Regions from separate parts of the Homo sapiens genome. Here region 1 is linked to region 2. A link is an interaction called in ENCODE POLR2A ChIA-PET data of the cell type or tissue named here. Cell type or tissue: HCT116. All regions are shown on one strand. Links, peaks and the distances in the headings refer to the core of each region. The heading gives the core; the rest is flanking DNA. Region 1 overlaps OR7C1 (olfactory receptor family 7 subfamily C member 1). Region 2 overlaps ADGRE2 (adhesion G protein-coupled receptor E2).

Region 1 (16,708 bases), core at 4,827-8,826, 96 kb before region 2:
TTTTTCAATGATTCTTTTTCAGTTGACTTTTGGGGAAATTTATTAGCCATAAAAAGTTTAAAATATTCTTTAGTTAAATATATACCTATCATCTTACTTCTGCAATTATTGCCTTAGTTAAGGTGATTTGCCCACCCACAGATTTCATATGTAGTTTCCCTGTTTTCATGGAAAAGGCATTGTTTACTTTTTTTTTGAGACGGAGTCTCGCCCTGTCAACCAGGATGGAATGCAGTGGTGCGATCTTGGCTCACTGCAACCTTCGCTTCCTGGATCCAAGCGATTCTCCCACCTCAGCCTCCTGAGTAGCTTGGACTGCAGGCAAGTGCCACCATACCCATCTAATTTTTGTATTTTTGGTAGAGATGGCGTTTCGCCATATTGCCCAGGCTGGTCTTGAACTCCCGACCTCAAGTGATCCACCCACCTGGACCTTCCAAACTGCTGGGATTACAGGCATGAGCCACCGTACCTGGCCGATATTGAAGTTTTTAATTCCTCTGACTTTGTGTAAGATGTGTGAGGTAGGTGACCAATTTTATTTATTCCAGACAAATAGCTGTTTATGACAGCATTTATTTAAATATCCAATCCTTTCTAACTAAATTGAAATACAAGCTTGCTGTATATTAAATGCCCATGTATACTGAGAACAAAGTCCTGATTCATTCAGCAAATAATAACTGAGCATCTGCTCTGTGCAAGAGTTTTTTATGAACAGTGTATGCCATATTCTTTTATATCTAGATTTTTGCCAATTTATTAATTTATGTTGATATGATTAAATTATTATTATAGCATGTCAGTTAATTTTCAATACTTCAACAATTTTATTCACTACAGTTGATTATATTTAACCTGGTTTTATTCTCCTGCCATTCTTTCTAATTTTATAATTCTTTTTTTAATAATGCATACATCGTCACATCTTTTTATGAAAATATGAAGGTAGCCAGGCACTGTGGCTCAGGCCTGTAATCCCAACACTTTGGGAGGCCGAGGTGGGTGGATCACGGGGTCAGGAGATCGAGACCATCCTGGCCAACATGGTGAAACCCCGACTCTATTAAAAATACAAAAATTAGCCAGGTGTTGTGGCTCATGACTGTAATCCCAGCTACTTGGGAGGTTGAGGCAGGAGAATCGCTTGAACCCAGGAGGCGGAGGTTGCCAGTCAGCCGAGATCGCGCCACTGCACTCCAGCCTGGTGACAGAGCAAGGCTCCATTAAAAAAAAAAAAGAAAAGAAAAAAGAAAGAAAGAGAGAGAGAAGGAAGGAAGGGAGGGAGGGAGGGAAGGAGGGAAAAAAATACATAAGTGAACATCCATGGTAACATCCCTGCTCATTTTGACCTTGTGCTATAATGGTGAAAATACAGTAGAATTAAATAAAGGTGCATGATGCAATGTCATAAGGTGTAAATCAAATAAAGAATATTTCTTAGTGTAAAATAATAGAATTGTCAGGCCAAGCGAGGTGACTCATGCCTATAATTCCAGCACTTTGGGAGGCCCAGCTGGGAGGATCACATGAAGCCAAGAGTTTGAGACCAGCCTGGGCAACAAAACAAGACCCTGTCTCTACAAAGCATGAACAAAATTAGCTAGGTATGGTGACACATGCCTTTCGTCCCAGTCATTCAAGAAGCTGAGGCATGAGTATTATATAAGCCCAGAAATTTGAGGCTGCAGTGAGCTATGATTGCACCACTGCACTCCATCTTTAGCAAGAGAGTAAGACCCTATCTCAACAATGAATAAATAGAATACAACAGAATAGAATAGAATAGTCATGACGTGTGCAAAATTTAATATGTAATATGGTCTGGGCAGGCATTTTCATGTTGGACAAAGACCAGAAACAAGCTCATTGGATTTGTCAAAAAAGTGATCAAAATTCAAAGTCCACAAGTAGCAAAAAAAAAATAAAATAGGCCAGGCGCGGTGGCTCACGCCTGTAATCCCAGCACTTTGGGAGGCCGAGGCAGGCGGATCACGAGGTCAGGAGATCGAGACCATCCTGGCTAACATGGTGAAACCCCATCTCTACTAAAAATACAAAAATTAGCCGGGCACAGTGGCGGGCACCTGTAATGCCAGCTACTCAGGAGGCTGAGGCAGGAGAATGGCGTGAACCCGGGAGGCTGAGCTTGCAGTGAGCCAATATTGCACCATTGCACTCCAACCTGGGCGACAGAGCGAGACTCTGTCTCAAAAAAATAATAATAAAATAATAAAATAAAATAAAGGCCACACAGGAAATACAAGAAAAGTGAGAAAGGGACTGCTTCATCCACTCTCAATTCATATAAAAACCAATTGATCAAGTAAATATGGAATAGGCACAGAAAAAAATGAGTCTTTTACTGTTTCATATAAAAATGCCCAAATCTTGTCATTGTTTGTATGTTTCTTTTTGTGAATTGTTGGCTTATTCTCTTTGCTCCATTTTTCTATTAGGATATGCGATCTGTACCTTTGTTGCCAAAAAAGGTATCATTAGTTTTTGTCATGGGTAGCAGCTATCTGGGGCCGGCATCATGTAGGCAGTAAGAATTTACCAAGACAGTTGTAGATAAAGAAAGGCAAATTTAATTAGAGAAAGGATAATAATACATTGCAAGGGTGCAATGGGCAGGTTAGCAAGAAAGGAGCTGACTGCAAGGAGGCAAAGGCTTGCTGGGGATTTTATAGGATAGTGCTTGTGCTGCGAGCTGAAGAGGGCTTTGTGCGGTACTGATAATGCCAAGGTTGCAGTGAGCTAACTTGCATTTTTCCATCAGCTGAGGGTCAGGTGATAAGACGGGTGCAGGAAGATTGTGAGTCATTGGCACACGAGGGTTGTGTGTCCTGGACCATGAAGAAAGGCAGACTTAGAGCTTATCTATCTTCTCTTTTTGTTTTTCCCTGCTTCAGCCAGCCTGACTCCATTTCCCTAATTAGGACTCCACAGTCTTGTCTTTTGGATAACTTTATTTACTTATTTCTAGTTCCAAAAGGAAAGCTAAAACTTTAATAATCATTAAAACCGACATAATTAAATACTATTGTTAAATTAAAAACCATGAAGTCAATAAAGATGTCAGAATTCTTTATTTTTGATCTTTTATTTATTTTGCCAGGCATCGAGGAGATACAATGGAAGCTGAAATGTAACCATAACCAGGGTCGCTTTTATTTTCCATCCTATAAGATCCCCAGCAAGCCTTTGTCTCCTTGGAGTCAGTTCCTTTCTTGCTAACCTACCCGTTGCACCCTTGCAATGTATTTTTGTCCTTTTGCTGAGGGATTACCTGAGTTTATTAGACTTTTTCCTTACTGGGGTCTGTTTAATTTCTCTCACTCTGTTTATTGAACAGCTCTTTTATGTTTCTTTAAACACAGGGCTGAAAACAGTCATACCAAAATGGAAGTCCAAGTTTACATGTGTATACAGACTTGTGAACTGGAATTTCTTGTACCAATTCTACATTCTGTAGGGAAAAAAGAATCTGATATTAAAAGCTTTCCTTGAGCCAAATGCAGTAGCTCATGCCTGTAATTCCAGCACTTTGGGAGGCCAAAGTGGAAGGTTCACTTGAGGCCAGGAGTTCAAGACCAGCCTGGGCAACATAGGCAGACCTGGTCTCCACAAAAAATGTAGAAATCAGCCAAGGGTGGCGGCACATGGCTGTGGTCCCAACTACTTGGGAGGCTGAGGCAGGAGGATGGCTTGAGCCTGGGTGGTTGAAGCTGCAGTGAGCTATGATCACACCACTGCACTCCTGCCTGGGCCCTCTTCGGCCAGTGTGCTGCATGTGTATATGTGTGTGTGAGTGAGTGTGTGGCTGCATGTCTTTGGAGTGACAGCAGGTTTCAGAGCAAGAGGGACCTGGCCTCAATATATTTTATTATAAAGGAGACCAATGAAACAGAGGCCAGAACCCAAGACACCAGAAGGAAATAAAGAGGGGATGCATTTCAATTGATGTGACACCTTTCTAGTCCAGTTAATAAAGTGCAGGTGCAACAGCATCTAGACAGATGGACACTTTGTCCCTTGATGTTTTGACAGCCAGGTCCCCTTATTCTGCAACATCCTCTGACACCATGTCCCATCACTCTCCGTCTTACTGATTCCCTGGCCACACTGGCTTCTGTGTTGGACTTGAACATCTGAAAGAAGCACGTCCCAACCAGGTGCAGTGGCTCATGCCTATAATCCCAGCACTTTGGGAGGCCGAGGTGAGCGGATCACCTGAGGTTGGGAGTTCAAGACCAGCCTGACCAACATGGAGAAACCCCGTCTCTACTAAAAATACAAAATTAGCTGGGCGTGGTGGTGCATGCCTGTAATCCCAGCTACTCGGGAGGCTGAGGCAGGAGAATCGCTTGAACCTGGGAGGTGGAGGTTGCAGTGATCTGAGATTGCGCCACTGCGCTCCAGCCCGGCAACAGAGCGAGACTCTGTCTCAAAAAAGAAAACAAGAAAGAAGCACATCCCTCAAAGTTTTTGTACTGCCATTCCTCCTGCCAGGCACCCACTTCAACAGATAACTTCATGAATCTTGCCCTGTCTTCCTTGAGATCTTTTTTCAAACATCACCTTGTTTGCAGGTCTTGAATAATAATCAGCAAACAAACAAACAAAAAACAAAAGAAACACTTCATACCCTCCCTCCTTTTTACCTGCTTTGTTTATTTTCCAAGCGCCTGTTCCCATCTGACATATTATGTGATTGTTTAATTTGTTTATATTCGATTGTTTAATTTGTTTATATTCTTTCTTCATCATTAGATTGTAGGGACTTTTGTTTCTCAGCATTGTTCACTCATTATCTAGACAGTGACAAGAACATGGTCAACATTCAATTTATATTCCTCAAATTCATAGAAGAAGTTCTCATTCTTTTTTTTTTTTTTTTTTTTTTTTTTTTTGAGATGGAGTCTCGCTCTGTCACCAGGCTGGAGTGCAGTGGCATGATCTCAGCTCACTGCAACTTCTGCCTCCCGGGGTCAAGAGATTCTCCTTGCCTCAGCCTCCCAAGTAGCTGGGACTACAGGCGCATGCCACTACACCAGGCTAATTTTTGTATTTTTACTAGAGACAGGGTTTCACCATGTTGGCCAGGATGGTCTCAACCTCTTGACCTCGTGATCCGCCTGCTTTGACCTCCCAAAGTGCTGGGGTTACAGGCATAAGCCACCGTGCCCAGCCAGAAGTTCTTATTCTAACTGCAGAATGTACGCTGTCTTCAGTTAAGGCTGAGAGTGGGAAGGAGTTCCTAATCAGAGATGACATGGAGATCCCTTAAAGAGAACCAGATTCATACACAAAATGTAAGATAATTTATTGGCTATAAAATATAAATGATGGTATTTCTGAAAGGTTAGCAATGCATGCCTGTCTCGTTTCCCTCTTTCTCTCTCTCTCTCTGATAGTCACTTCAATCAAATGGAACCAGGAAATGATACACAAATTTCAGAATTTCTTCTTCTGGGATTTTCACAAGAACCTGGACTGCAACCCTTCCTCTTTGGGCTGTTCCTGTCCATGTACCTGGTCACTGTGCTCGGGAACCTGCTCATCATCCTGGCCACAATCTCAGACTCCCACCTCCACACCCCCATGTACTTCTTCCTCTCCAACCTGTCCTTTGCTGACATTTGTGTTACTTCCACCACCATTCCAAAAATGCTGATGAACATCCAGACACAGAACAAAGTCATCACCTACATAGCCTGCCTCATGCAGATGTATTTTTTCATACTCTTTGCTGGATTTGAAAACTTCCTCCTGTCCGTGATGGCCTATGACCGGTTTGTGGCCATCTGTCACCCCCTGCACTACATGGTCATTATGAACCCTCACCTCTGTGGACTGCTGGTTCTAGCATCCTGGACCATGAGTGCTCTGTATTCCTTGCTACAAATCTTAATGGTAGTACGGCTGTCCTTCTGCACAGCCTTAGAAATCCCCCACTTTTTCTGTGAACTTAATCAGGTCATCCAACTTGCTTGTTCTGATAGCTTTCTTAATCACATGGTGATATATTTTACAGTTGCGCTGCTGGGTGGAGGTCCCCTGACTGGGATCCTTTACTCTTACTCTAAGATAATTTCTTCCATACATGCAATCTCATCAGCTCAGGGGAAGTACAAGGCATTTTCCACCTGTGCATCTCACCTCTCAGTTGTCTCCTTATTTTATGGTGCAATCCTAGGGGTGTACCTTAGTTCTGCTGCCACCCGCAACTCACACTCAAGTGCAACAGCCTCAGTGATGTACACTGTGGTCACCCCCATGCTGAACCCCTTTATCTATAGTCTGAGGAATAAAGACATAAAGAGGGCTCTGGGAATACATTTGTTGTGGGGAACAATGAAAGGGCAATTTTTCAAGAAGTGCCCATGATTGCAGGGCTCTAAGCTTCAGAGGTAGTAACTGTCATTCTTCAATCAGATAGTGGAAATAGAACTTGCTCCTTCTATTAATACTTATTATATTTCTGGGAGTTTCAATTTGTTGTGATTTCAACTGGTCTTGTAGAATTTAAGCAACTCCTTTTATTAAGCTTTCTGCTCTCTGATATCCAACAGTTTTTTCTCTTTGTTGTTTTCCTACTTTCTCAAGGTTATTTCCGACTTTGGATCAGAAACACTTTGGAGATTTCCATTTGTCTCATACAGGGAAGAGTTGTATGTCTCCTGTGGCATAGACTACACTTGGCAATTGGGGTAATTGATGTAAATTTATAGTGGAATATGACCTGAGACCACAATTTGTTCACTTTTGTATTCTTCAGTCCTATGTCTGTCTCTACCTTCAATGCTCCTCCTGATAATGTAGACCTGAACATACTTGTGTATTTTGCAGCTGGTCATGAGATTGTGTTGTCCTCATTAGGACATCATGTCTTTGTCAGTGCCATGTCCACAGTATCTGCCATACTCCCTGGCATAGTACGGTAAGGCAAAAATTGTTTATCAAAAATATGTTCCGAGTGCAATGCCCACTGAAAGACAAACTTGCATATGTTGATTAACTTAATATGGACTTACAGTCAGAGATGACCTTAAATATGATGGAGTAAAATTGTCAATCATACATTGAATTGCTATGGAAGACTTGTTTTTATGATGTGCATGGACTCATTGAAGTATGGAAGCTTAGTGCCCATATATAAGTTTATTTATTGGAGTGATGGATTTGGTGCCATGGTCTATAATGTTTCATGCATCCATACTTCTGTTTTTGCTTCAAAATTTTTAGTGCTCCCTACAAATACGAATCCTTCTATCCCACTAACCAAAATACCTCCTTCATTATAAAATTTTGTCGTAAACATTAAAGTGCAGGTCAGTGAACAATATTCAATGTATCATCAATTTATTCATCTCTTTTATGCTCTAAATTCTCTTAAATACTCATGATTAAAGAATGACTCACACAAAACCTTGAGCTTCTCCCCAGTCATGCCTCTGGGAATGGGGAATTGTGATTCAGGTGAAAAGGGTGACTCACACCAAACCTTTAACTTATCCCGTTATGTCTCTGGGAATGGAAAATTGTGATTCAGGTGCACAAATTATTCCTGCAAAAAACATACATCTCATTCTAACCTCTCCAGATCACCTAGATGGGGAATCTCAACAGTAGTCTTTTTTTTAATACAGTTATCTGAATTATACATGAGTATCCAGGGAATCATGAATGCTTCCAAGTATTAGAACAAATGCCAAAATAAGAAGCAGCAGACTATTCTGAATGTCCTCAGTCCTATTTGCAATGCTTATTGTATCAGTAAGCTATTGCTGAATAACAAGTCATCTCATAGTAAATGGTTTAAGATGATGCTTTTCTTGTCTCATAGGGAGTCTACGTTGGGGGTGTCTTCTGGTCTCTGCTGTCCTCCTCATGAAGCTGTAGTCAGCTGTGAGTCAACAGTAGGGCTTTGCTGATCTTGCCCGAGTTCTCTTACATTTGGAGGCTTGTTGGCTGTGGGCTGACCTAGGGTGGCCACAGTTGGGACAGCTTGCCAACTGTCTTAACATGGCTTTACATGTCCTCTCCTCCTAAAGCTGGCTGGCCTGGACTTGTTTGCATGGCAGAGGCAGAGTTACAGGAGAGAGCAACAGAAACATGCCAAGTTCCCTTGAGGGACACTCAATTCCACCATATTCTTTTGGCTAAAGCAAATGAAAAGATCCTGAGTCCATCGCCTCAAATAGTTACCTTTTTTGGTGGAAAGAGCACCTAAACTCTACTCTTAGAAAATTCACAGTGTACAGTATAATATTTTTAACTATAGTCGTCATAGTGTACATTAGATGTCTAGGCTTATTCATCCTACATAACCACAACTCTGTACGTTTTGACCCACATTTTCCCATTCCCCACTCCTCCCATTCTCACCCCTCCATAACCAGAATTGTACTCTCTATTTCTATGTATTTTACATTTTAAGCACAAGATCTCAATCTGTCACCCAGACTGAAGTAGAGTGGTGTGATGGTAGCTCACTGAAGCCTCGATCTCCCAGGCTGAAGCCATCCTCTTGCCTCAGCCTCCTGAGTAGCTGGAACCACAGGCTCACACCACCATGCCTGGCTCACTTGTTCATATTTTTAGTAGAGATGACATCTTGCTCTGTTGCCCAGGATGGTCTCAAATTCCTGAGTTCAAATGGTGATCCCATCTTGACCTCCCAAAATGCTGGGATTACAGGCATGAACCACCACCACACCTGGTCAGTATTTGACATTGTTTAGATTCCACATATAAGTGAAATAATGTAGCATTTTTTATTCCTCTCTCTGGCTTATTTCATGAGCATAATATCCACTTATACACTGTTGGTGGGAATGTAAATTAGTCCAGCCACTGTGGGAAGCGGTTTGGAGATTTCTCAAAAAACTGAGTTGAACTACCATTTGACCCAGAAATCCCATTATTGAGTATATAGCCAAAGGAAAATAAATCATCCTGCCAAAAGGACTCATTCACCCATATGTTCACTGTGGTGCTATTCACAATAGCAAAGACATGGAATCATTGCAGGTGCTCATCAATGGTGTATTGGATAAAGAAAATGTAGTATGTACACACCAGGGAATACTATGCAGCCATAAAAAAGAAAAAAACATGTCCTTTGTAGCTACATGGAGAGAACTCAAGGCCATTATCCTAAGTGAACTAATGCAGAAACAGAAAACCAAATACTTCATGTTCTCGCTTATAAGTGCGAGCTAAACATTGGGTACACACGGACATAAAGTTGGGATCAACAGACACTGGAGACTACTATAGTGGGGAGAAAGGGAGTAGGAAAAGGGCTGAAAAACTACCTCTTGGGTACTCACTACCTGGGTGATGGGTTCAGCCATACCCCAAACTTTAGTGTCACACAATATATCTTTGTAACAAACCTACACATATACCCCATGATTCTAAAATAAAAGTTGAAAAAGAAAGTTACCTCTTTGTTCTCTTTGGTTTCAAGGGATTCATGAATGCAGAGCCCCATCAACTCCCAGAGCTAAATAATTTAGGATCCTGTCCCTTGGGTGAAAGCCATAAAAGTTAGGGAGCTCCATGTATGGATACACTTATTATCTAGAAAATCTGGGGACTTTGTTTTATTATTCATGTGAATCAGAGGGGAAAAGGTAAATGGAAAGCACACTGTATTGGGGCACATTGACCAATGGAAAAGAATACAGAGCCCAGAAATAAATCCATGAATTTACAGCCAATTTTTATTTTTGACAAATTGCCAAAAAAAAAAAAAGCACAATAGTGAGAGTACCATCTCTTCAATAAACGGTGCTGGGAAAACTGGATATCCATATGCAGAAGAATGAAATTAGACCCTCATTTCACACCATATACAAAAATTAAATGAAAATAGGTTAAAGACTCAAACACGGATGAAACTAGAGGCCATTATCTTAAGTGAAATAACTCAGAAATAGTCAAATACTGCATGTTCTCACTTACAAGTGGGAGCTAAATAATGTGGACACATAAATATAGAATGTGGAATAATAGACATTGGAGACCCAGAAGGGTGGGAAGATGAGAGGGGGTTAGGACTGATAAATTACTTAATGGGTACAATGTACACTATTTGGGTGATGGTTACACTAAAAGCCCAGACTTCACCACTAGGCAAAATACCCATGTAACAAAACTGCACTTACACCCCTTAAATTTACACAAATTTTATTTATTTTTTATTTTTTTAGACGGAGTCTTGCTCTGTCGCCCAGACTGGAGTGCAGTGGCACAACCTTGGCTCACCACAACCTCCACCTCCCAAGTTCAAGCAATCCTTTTGCCTCAGCCTCCCGAGTAGCTGGGATTACAGGCACATGCCACCACGCCCACCTAATTTTTTATTTTTAGTAGAGATGGGGTTTCGCCATGTTTGCCAGGCTGGTCTCGAACTCTAGACCTCAAGTGATCTGACCGTCTCAGCCTCCCAAAGTGCTGGGATTACAGGCATGAACCACTGCACCCAACCAATTTACGCAAATTTTTAAAAACATTTAAGGATAACACCTGAAGCTATAAACCTTCCAGAATAAAATATAGGCAGAAAGCAGTAGTCTGGGCAATGGTTTTAAAATATACCCCTCAAAACACAGGCAACGAAAGTGAAAATAGACAAGTGGGATTACATCAAATTAAAAACCTTCTGCACAGCAAAGAAAACAATCAACAGAGAGGCAACCTATGGAAGGAGAGAAAACATTTGCAAACCACACATATGATAAGGGGTTAATATCCCAATATAGAAGAAACTCAACATCAAGGAAACAAGTAACCCAGTTTAAAAAAAAAAAAATAGGCAGAGGACATGAAGAGACATGTCTCAATAGAAGACATACAGCTGGCCAACAGGTACATGAAAAAATGCTCAACATCACTGATTATCAGAGAAATGTACATTATAACCACAATGAGATGTCACCTCAAACCTGTTAGGACGGCTATTATAAAAAAGGCAGGTGGCTGGGTGCGGTGGCTCATGCCTGTAATCCCAGCACTTTGGGAGGCTGAGGCGGGTGGATCACGAGGTCAAGAGTTGAAGACCAGCCTGGCCAAGACGGTGAAACCCCATCTCTACTAAAAATACAAAAATTAGCCGGCGCAGTGGCGGGCACCTGTAATGCCAGCTACTCAGGAGGCTGAGGCAGGAGAATTGCTTGAACTTGGGTGGTGGAGGTTGCAGTGAGCTGAGATCGCACCACTGCACTCTAGCCTGGGCGACAGAGCGAGACTCCATCTCAAAAAAAAAAAAAAAAAAAAAAAAAAAAAGACAGGAGATAAGTGCTGATGAGGATCTGGAGAAAAGGGAGCCCATGTACCTTTTTGGTGGAAACTTAAGGTAGTACAAGCATTATAGAAAATAGTTGGGGGTTCTCCAAAAAACTAAAAATAGAACTACCATATGTGTATAATCCCATGACTGCATATATAGCCAAAGGAAATGAAATCAGTATGTTGAAGAGATATCTGCACTTCCGCATTCGTTGCAACACTATTTACAAAAGCCAACATATGGAGTCAACCTCAGTGTCCGCCAAAGAATGAATAGATCAAGAATACGTGGTGCATATCCACAATAGAACACCACTCAGCCTTTAAAAAGAAGGAAATCCTGTCATTTGTGACCACACGGATGAACCTGGAGGACATTACATTAAATGATAAGCCAGGCACAGTGAAACAAATTCTGCACACTCGTACATGGGGAATCTTAAAATGATAATGAACTCATAGAAGTAGAAAGAAGAATGGTGACAATGGTGAGGGACATTTTGTGTTGTCCCAGCAATTGCTGATGAGGAAATAAAAGATACAGGGAGATGCTAACACAGGTGTGGAGGACACACTAGGAGAATGTTGTCCATATTCTGAGATTGGGACTGATTGAGGGGTTGTGCTATGGTACGTAAGATTTAAATAGCATAGAATGAATAAAATGCAGAAGAAAATATTCAAGCACATCATATATGATAAGGGTACCTACAAACTAGTTTCATGATACTCTTTCTTCAGCCACCTGTGTGTGTATATTTGCATGTGCAGGCATGCTGGCTCATGATGTAAAAGGTATTTCTTACTTTCAGACACAAAGAGTGTGGAATCCACTGCAGTAAAGGCGGAATAGTTTTGTTTTGTTTTTTGTTTTTTGTTTTTAAGGCAAGTTCCTGGGAAATGCAGCCTGAATGAAGAGCTCAAGAGAAGAGCCACACTGTTGGGAGAACAGGTAGCCAGCGTAGAACTGACATTATCTCCGGACTCCAGGGCCCATACCCTGAGCAGAATTTCATTGATCCACTTGCCTCATTACAGAATTCACATCAGACCCCTGATCTAATTGTTATTCCTGTATCTATTCCATATTTATGGACCACACATGTTTTGTTTTTGTTTTTATTTTTGCTTTGAGACAGAGTTTCACTCTTGTCACCCAGGCTGGAGTGCAATGGCGCGATCTCAGCTCACAGCAACCTCCACCTCCCAGGTTCAAACGATTCTCCTGCCTCAGCCTCCCAAGTAGCTGGGATTACAGGCACCTGCCACTACACCCAGCTAATTTTTGTATTTTTAGTAGAGACAGGGTTTCACCATGTTGGCCAGGCAGGTCTCGTGATCCACCCACCTCAGCCTCCCAAAGTGCTGGGATTACAGGTGTGAGCCACCATGCCCGGCCCACACATGTTTTTATATGGTCCAGTAGTAGATGAGGCAGGCCTTTCTCTCACTTTTCCTTGTGGGATCTGTTCTTTGTAATTCCCAGGTATTGAGTTTTTCCCTCTTTTCTGACAAATCCAGTGGGCACTCTCTAGTCCAATTCCGTTCCTCGTGCAAGATGCAAAGACCTCCCCAGACCATACTTTAGAAAATCCTGCCCCTGCCACGACAATCTATCATTTTTCTTCATATGACTTACCTCTGGGGACTTTATGTCAGACACACATTTATTCCATTGTTTTCTGCCCTTTCCATTACAAGGTAAGATCTAAATTAGCAGGGATTTCACCTGCTTTCTTCACTGTTGTGGTTTCACAAAAAGTTGTACGTCTACATAGGAACACTTTTTTTTTTCCTGTGTGATTTTTTTTCTTTAAGGTCTGGGATACATGTGCAGAACGTGCAGGTTTGTTACATAGCTATACATGTGCCATGGTGGTTTGCTGCACCTGTCAACCCGTCATCTAGGTTTTAAGCCCCTCATGCATTAGGTATTTGTCCTAATGATCTCCCTCCCCTTGCCCCCGACCCCCCAACAGGCCCCCATGTGTGATGTTCCCCTCCCCATGTCCATGTATTTTCATTGAGAAACACATTTTTTTAAATTAAGAACTTATTAAACAAAAGGAATGGCTGGGAAAATAAAGCTTGGTTAAATAAGGTGGATTCAAAACAACCACATTGAACAAAACTGAATAAAATTCTAAAATAAATGATCTATCCCGGCGCAGTGGCTCATGCCTGTAATCCCAGCACTTTGGGAGGCCAAGGTGGGCAGATCAACCTGAGGCCAGGAGTTTGAGACCAGCCTGACTGCCATGGTAAAACCCTGTCTCTACTACAAATACAAAAAATTAGCTGGGCAGAGTGGCGGCGCATGCCTGTAATCCCAGCTACTCGGGAGGCTGAGGCACAAGAATCACTTGAACCCAAGAGGTTGAGGCTGCAGTGAGCTGAAATTGTGCCACTGCACTCCAGGCTGGGTGACAGAGCGAGACTGTATCTCTAAATAAATAAATAAACGCATAAAAATAAAATAAATGATCAAAGAAAAAGATAGAAAATAACCATTAATCACATCAACATGGGTTTCGAATTTGAGATTAAGTTGACAAAAACTTGGAAATGAAAGAATATAAAAATATACTTTCTTAAAGCAGTGGAAGAAAACAACAGTATGTAAAGTTATGATTTCATCTTATACAAACTGAAATGGATTAAAATATGCTTACATGAAGAATACACAGGAAATCTCAACGTGGGTATAAGAATATGTTCCACATAGTGGCAAAAGATAACCACTATTTTTAAAAGTAGTTCTGATTAATTGGAAACGTGGAATCAACCTAAATGCCCATCAACAATAGACTGGTTAAAGAAAATGTAGTACATATACACCCTGGAATACTATGCAGCCATATAAAGGAATAAGATCATGTCCTTTGCAGGGATGTGGCTGGAGCTGAAAGCCATTATCCTCAGCAAACTGACCCAGGAACAGAAAACCAAATACCACATGTTCCCACTTATAACTGGGAGCTGAAGAGTGAGAACACGGGGACACAGGGAGGGGAACGACACACACTGGAGCCTGTCAGGGGGTGGGGGTGAGGGGAAGGAGAGCATTAAAAAAAATAGCTAATGCATGCTGGGCTTAATACCTAGGTGATGGGTTGATGGGTGCAGCAAACCACCATGGCACATGTTTACCTATGTAACAAACCTGCATATCCTGCACATGTACCCCCGAAATTAAAATAAAATTTTAAATTTAAAAAAAATAGATCTGATTGCAAAAAAGAAAAAAGAAAGGTGGCAATAAAGAAAAAAGATGTGGACACAGGAAGGGGAATATCACACACCGGGGACTGTTATGGGGCAGGGGGAGGGGGGAGATATACCTAATGCTAAATGACGAGTTAATAGGTGCAGCACGCCAACATGGCACATGTGTACATATGTAACCAACCTGCGTGTTGTGCACATGTACCCTAAAACTTAAAGTATAATAAAAAAGAAAGAAAAAAATGTGTGAAATAAGGTGGAAATACATATAAAAGGTGATTTATTGCGATGAAATATGTAGAAAGCTTTTTAAACTCTCTAAACTATCTAAAATGCAACAGAAGGGAGATACACAGTGTGACCCACTGATAGACCTGACCGCACAAAACTGATAAACTTTAACGCATTCACCCCAAGCGCATCTATAAATACAAAAAGAACTAAATGGCAAACAACAACGTTGGTGAAAAAACGTTCACCAACTCCCATTCTTATGTTTGAAAAAAATGCAATCAAATACAGGAATGAAAACACTGCAAACTCGCTATACAAAAGCAAAGATCTCGCAAAGACTGTTTGCAATAGAAACAGGAACTATCTAACAAACCCACTAATCGATTAAGCCTCACAAGTAAGGAAGTAATTGCAAAGTAAAGCTTGCTATCATACCCCTTTTCACTTATTAAATAAACATATTTTTTTCATCTGGATAACCCGCATGAGAAAAGATACTTTAAAATGTATGACTTATCAGCCGGGCGCGGTGGCTCACGCCTGTAATCCCAGCACTTTGGGAGGCAGAGACGGGCGGATCACGAGGTCAGGAGATCGAGACCATCCTGGGTTACACGGTGAAACCCCATCTCTACTAAAAAATTCAAAAAAATTAGCCGGGCGTAGTGGCGGGCAACTGTAGTCGCAGCTACTCGGGAGGCTGAGGCAAGAGAACGCCGTGAACCTGGGAGGCGGAGCTTGCAGTGAGCCGAGATCGTGCCACTACTGCGCTCCAGTCTAGGGGACAGAGCGAGACTCCGTCTCAAAAATAAATAAATAAATAAATAAATAAATAAATAAATAAATAAAATAAATAAAATGTATGACTTATTAACTGCTGTGGCAAGGTAGCATTTGCAAATAATACATTGGTGTGATCTTTTTAATGGATACAGGAACATACTCAAAATACACCCAATATTAAAAATATTTTAAAAGCCCTCACTTTGCTGCATATCCTTTACACTTAATACTCAGTTTTTTTTCTCTCTTACCTGCAAAACTCCTTGACTATGAACTGATGTTACCAGCACCACTTTTTAGCTCCCATTCCTTCTTCAGTCTTACCAATTGGAATTCCATTCCCACCACTTAATTGTCAGCAGTGGTCTCTGCATTGCTGAGTCTAACAGACACTGCTCTTTTTAGCATACTAAATAGATTGATTATGAAATAATCAGTCAACTAAGCAAACAAACATAGCAACCTCTTGGCGCTGGCCTAAGTTGGATTGGCTCTCAGGTGACTTCAGGTAAACATTCCCAGCTTCCGTTCTCTCTGAACCTTTCCCATGAAACCTGCTGAGGGCTCCTGGGCTCACCTGGATGGGGTCTCAGAGAAGAGGATCTCCAGATGGAAGTCTGAATTTTACCCTGAATGGTTGATGATAGAGGATGAAGCTCTGTCCCCAGACGAGACAGCAGGAAAGAGTGAGGCATAGGTCCTCTAGCCAGATTTATGTTCTACATAGCGGCAAAAGATGACCACTATTTTTTAAAGTAGATCCATTAATTGGAGTGAAAACATGGACTCGACCTAAATGCCCATCAACAACAGACTGGTTGAAGAAAACGTGGTACATATACACCATGGAATACTATGCAGCCATAAAAAGGAATGAGATCATGTCCTGTGCAGAGTCTTAACAATTGAACTTCCATTCCCACCTGGAATGGGCTGAAGGGTCCCATTCAGCCCAGTCCCCAGTCTGGGACTCAGATTAGCTAGCCTACTTTTGGGGTATGATAGCAAGCTTTACTTTGCAATTATTTCCTTGTGAGGGTTAATCTATTAGTGGGTTTGTTAGACATTTTTTTTCTCTATTGTATTCTCTGAGGGCCACAGCTCCCTGTATCTGCTCATTAGGCACCTCCCCTCTTACTGCTGGAACTTACTAACCCGTAAG
Region 2 (4,000 bases), core at 1-4,000:
ATGTTTTCTTAAAGAGCCTGATAGTGTATATGTTAGGCTTTGTGAGCCAGGTATTTACAGCAACTCAATTCTACCACTGTGGTATGAAAACAGCTATAGACAATCATAAATGAATGATCATGGCTATGTTTTAATAAAACTTTACAGACACTGAACTTGAACTTCCATTGTGATATGAAAACAGCTATAGACAATCATAAATGAATGATCATGGCTATGTTTTAATAAAACTTTATGGACACTGAGCTTGAACTTCATATATCAGTCATGTGACACAAAATATCATTCTTCTTTTTATTTGTTTTCACCCATTTGAAAAATGTAAAAACTATTCTTAGCTGTACAGAAACAGATGGTGGGTCAGATTTGACTCACTGCCCATAGTTTCCAGACCATGATGTTCAGGTTCATGGAAGCACTTCACTCTACACTAATTTATTCATCCATTCATCACATATGTGATGAGCACATACAGACACACCTCAGAGATATTGCAGGCTCCACTCCAGATCACCACAATAATGTGAATATTGCAATAAAGCAAGTCATACACATTTTTTGGTTTCCCAGTGTGCATAAAAGTATGCTTACCCTATACTGTAATGTGTGCAATAGCATTATGTCTTTTTTTTAATGTACATACTTTAATTTAAAAATAGTTTATTCCTAAAAAATGCTCAAGCAGGGACACAAAGTGAGCACATGCTGTTGGGAAAATGGCACCTACAGACTTGCTCGACACAGGGCTGCCATAAACGTTCAATTTGTAAAAAATGCAATATCTGTGAAGGGCAATGAAATGAGGTATTCCTATACTCTCGTGCAAGGCATAATGCTAAATTGAGAGAAACTAAAACATATAAGACAGACATGATCCTACATCCAGGAATATTGATGATTTGTAAGATGGAAAATGAGGAGGAAGGAAAGGTGCAGTGCAATGGACTCTGTGGTCTGGGGGACACACAGCCCCTTTAAGGACATGGCAGAAGTGAAACACAGACGAGGTTGGGGAAGGAAGGTCAGAGGAAACTCTAGGGTCAGCTGATGGCAGCATCCATTTGCCCCCATATCTTCACTTTTTAAATTTATTAAGTCCATTCTCTTTATTTATGATGGAAATAATGTTAATTTGCTCATGGGTTGTGTTTGAATATTAAGTAAGAAAATAAAGATTAAGCTCTGGTATGTAGTAAGAAACCCAAAGATAAACAAGAGTTAAGGGGCAAGTAGGCAGCAGAGTTTCCCATCTCATTTCTCCAGAATTATATCATCCAGTTTGAAACATGAAATACGGCTTTAAGGTAGAGTTTGGCTTCTCAGCTGGATTTTAAGTACAAGACCACGCCCACCAAAGACAGCAGACAAAGGAGCTAGGGTACACGTTTGAAGAACCCTCTCCCTCCAGCTCTCCACCGTGGGGGTCCACTGTGAGCAGTTTCCCTGGCTGTTTTCCCCCTTTCTGCATCTAACAGTCATTGCACGGCTGGGGAAACAAAGACCCACACAGGCCTTAGTCTCCTTGCGGGGAACCTACAATCCGGAAGCCAGAAGTATGTGACTAAGCTCCCGGAAGCCGGAAGTTAAGGAGCCCGGATGTCACGGAACTGGAAGTTTGAAAGTCCAAGGCCACTGACCTGCAAGCTTCAGAATCTGCAGATTTGGAGTCTTCAAGCCCCAGTAGTGATCCTTTGATATCCAGAGGTTGGATTCTAGCGATCTGAACATGCAAGAGAGTACTGGATGTGGAAATTCTTCCAAATTAGTTGGGTGGCTGAAAAGGGAATTATAAGGAGGAAGAATGAGGGAAAGAGAAGAGAAATTGAATGAATAAAGGGGCCAATCCTTGGGGGGAGGGGGCAGGAGGGGCGGTGCTTGAGACCAGGGCAGCATGTAAGGGACTGCCTATGAATGTCCTAAATATCTGCTATTTAGGGCATTCTGGGATGGGAGTTTGAAAGACTGATGGTGGTGTGTTTTGCAGCCACATGAATGCAGCTGGAACCATCATCCTAAGTGAATTAACTTAGAAAACCAAATACCGCATGTTCTCACCTGTAAGAGAGAGCTAAATATTGGGTACACGTGAACATAAAGATGGGAGCATTAGACAATGGGGACTACTAGATGGAGGAGGGAGGGAGGAGGGCAAGGGTTGAAAAACTACCTATCAGGTACTATGCTCACTAACTGGATTCATTTGTACCCCAAACCTCAGCATCATGCAATATACTCTTGTAACAAACCTAAACGTGTACCCTCAGAATCTAAAAATAAAAGTTGAAATTAAAAAAATCACTGTTGATAGACATTTGGGTTGTTCCCAGTTTGGGTTATTACAAACTGCTTTGCTAGCTTTAACTTTTTTTAAATAATAAACTCTTAAATTTACAGTGCAAGAAATACAGAAAGAGAGAGGAAGACAAAGAAAAAGAAAGGAGATAGAGAAAGGAAAAGCAAAGAAAGAAAAAGAAAAAAGTGAAAGAAAGAGAGGAAGGGAGGAAGGAAAGAAGGAAGGAAGGACAGACTGATGGTGGGATAAGAGAGAAGGGGCTGGGAAGAACTAAGTGGAACATTCTGAAAATGAAGACAGTGGCCGGGCACGGTGGTTCACACCTGTAATCCCAGCACTTTGGGAGACTGAGGCAGGCAGATCACCTGAGGTCAGGAGTTCAAGACCAGCCTGACCAACATGGTGAAACCCCATCTCTACTAAAAATACAAAAATTAACCAGGCATGGTCACGGGCACCTGTAATCCCAGCTACTCAGGAGGCTGCGAGGCAGAAGAATCACTTGAACCTGGGAGGCAGAGGTTGCAGTGAGCAGAGATTGTGCCATTGTACTCCAGCCTGGGTGACAGAGCGAGACTCCATCTCAAAAAATAAAAAATAAAAATAACTCTCTTCTCTCTATTTTCCTTCAATAAATTCTCTTTTTGGCTAAAGTAGTCATTTTAGCCAAAATCTTTCTCTCAAGACAACAAAGAACTGAGGATTTCTGCCCTTTCCAGTATACAACTAGCAGGGATCCCACTGGCATTTTTCTTTGGACAGATAAAATTGGATGTATTTATCAAGAGCAACATGATGTTTAATGGATGTATACATTGGGGAATAACCAGATCTAGCAAATTAATGTATGCCTCGTCTCATATAGTTATTATTTGGTGGTGAGAACAATTTACATCCACTCTCTTAGCATTTTTTAAGAATATAATTTATTATTAACTATAGTCACCATGCTCTACAATTGATCTCCTGAACTTCTTCCTCCTGTCTAACTGAAATTTGTATCCCACCGGGCGCAGTGGTTCACACCATAATCCCAGCACTTTGGGAGGCTGGGGTGGGCAGATCGCTTCAGCCCAAGAGTTCAAGCCCAGCCTGGGCAAAATGGAGAAACCCTAACTCTACAAAAAATATTAGCCAGGCATGGTGGTGCATGCCTGTGGTCCCAGCTACTCTGGAGGCTGAGGAGGAAGGATCACTTGAGCCCAGTAGTTTGAGGCTGCAGTGAGCTGTGACCACACCACTGCACTCCAACCTGAACAACAATTAGACCCTGTCTCAAAAAACAAAAAAAAAAAGTGTATCGTTTGACCAACATCTCCCCAACCCAAGCTACTGGCATTTAGTTAATAGTCCAGGGATGCTGCTCAACAGTCTTCAGTGCATAGGGCAGTTCCTACAGCAAAGAATTATCTGGCCAATAAGGTCACAGTTGAGAAACCCTGACTGTAGGATGCAATGAATCTCTCGGTTTCTCTTCAAAGGTTCAGTCTGTTAACTTCCTTGTCTCTATGCCTCCCTGCCCCAAGTTACTATAAACAGCCTTCCCGTCGGCACTAATCAATAACTCACATCTGTTCCCTCGGTCACGCATTCTGCACCCGTTCCACCCCTCAAAACCACACACATACCCTTCAAAACTGCACGTCCCACCATTGTAACTCACGTCCCCTTCCCCCTTCTTTATTTGAGAGAAATATTCGCAAGTAG

The links. ChIA-PET counts read pairs that join two places held together with the same protein. Peaks named below come from ENCODE experiments on the same cell type or tissue, not always from the same donor. Only the 100,000 strongest peaks of a DNase experiment are listed, where the experiment ranks them.
Region 1: POLR2A ChIA-PET joins it to region 2 with 8 read pairs; 3 of 35 experiments call an interaction of 5 or more read pairs at or near these places.

The regions. Positions count from the first base shown.
Region 1 is chr19:14,816,967-14,833,674 of GRCh38, reverse strand. All of the region lies in intron 1 of OR7C1 (olfactory receptor family 7 subfamily C member 1), which reads left to right. It overlaps OR7A5 (olfactory receptor family 7 subfamily A member 5), which reads left to right. Exons shown (of 2, transcript NM_017506.2): 2 at 5,421-7,434. The coding sequence starts at 5,434. The coding sequence ends at 6,393. Among named protein-coding and RNA genes, the nearest start is that of OR7A5, 9.9 kb to the left of the region's middle. In HCT116, for the core only: no CTCF peak of the experiment used is centred there; no DNase peak of the experiment used is centred there; H3K27me3 peaks cover 2,348 bases.
Region 2 is chr19:14,728,949-14,732,948 of GRCh38, reverse strand. ADGRE2 (adhesion G protein-coupled receptor E2) reads left to right here. Exons shown (of 21, transcript NM_013447.4): 21 at 1-557. It also overlaps a transcript of ZNF333 not described here. Among named protein-coding and RNA genes, the nearest start is that of ZNF333, 41 kb to the right of the region's middle. RefSeq lists an enhancer at 1,184-2,383. In HCT116, for the core only: no CTCF peak of the experiment used is centred there; a DNase peak (open chromatin) is centred at 1,568; H3K4me3 peaks cover 1,459 bases; H3K27ac peaks cover 1,084 bases.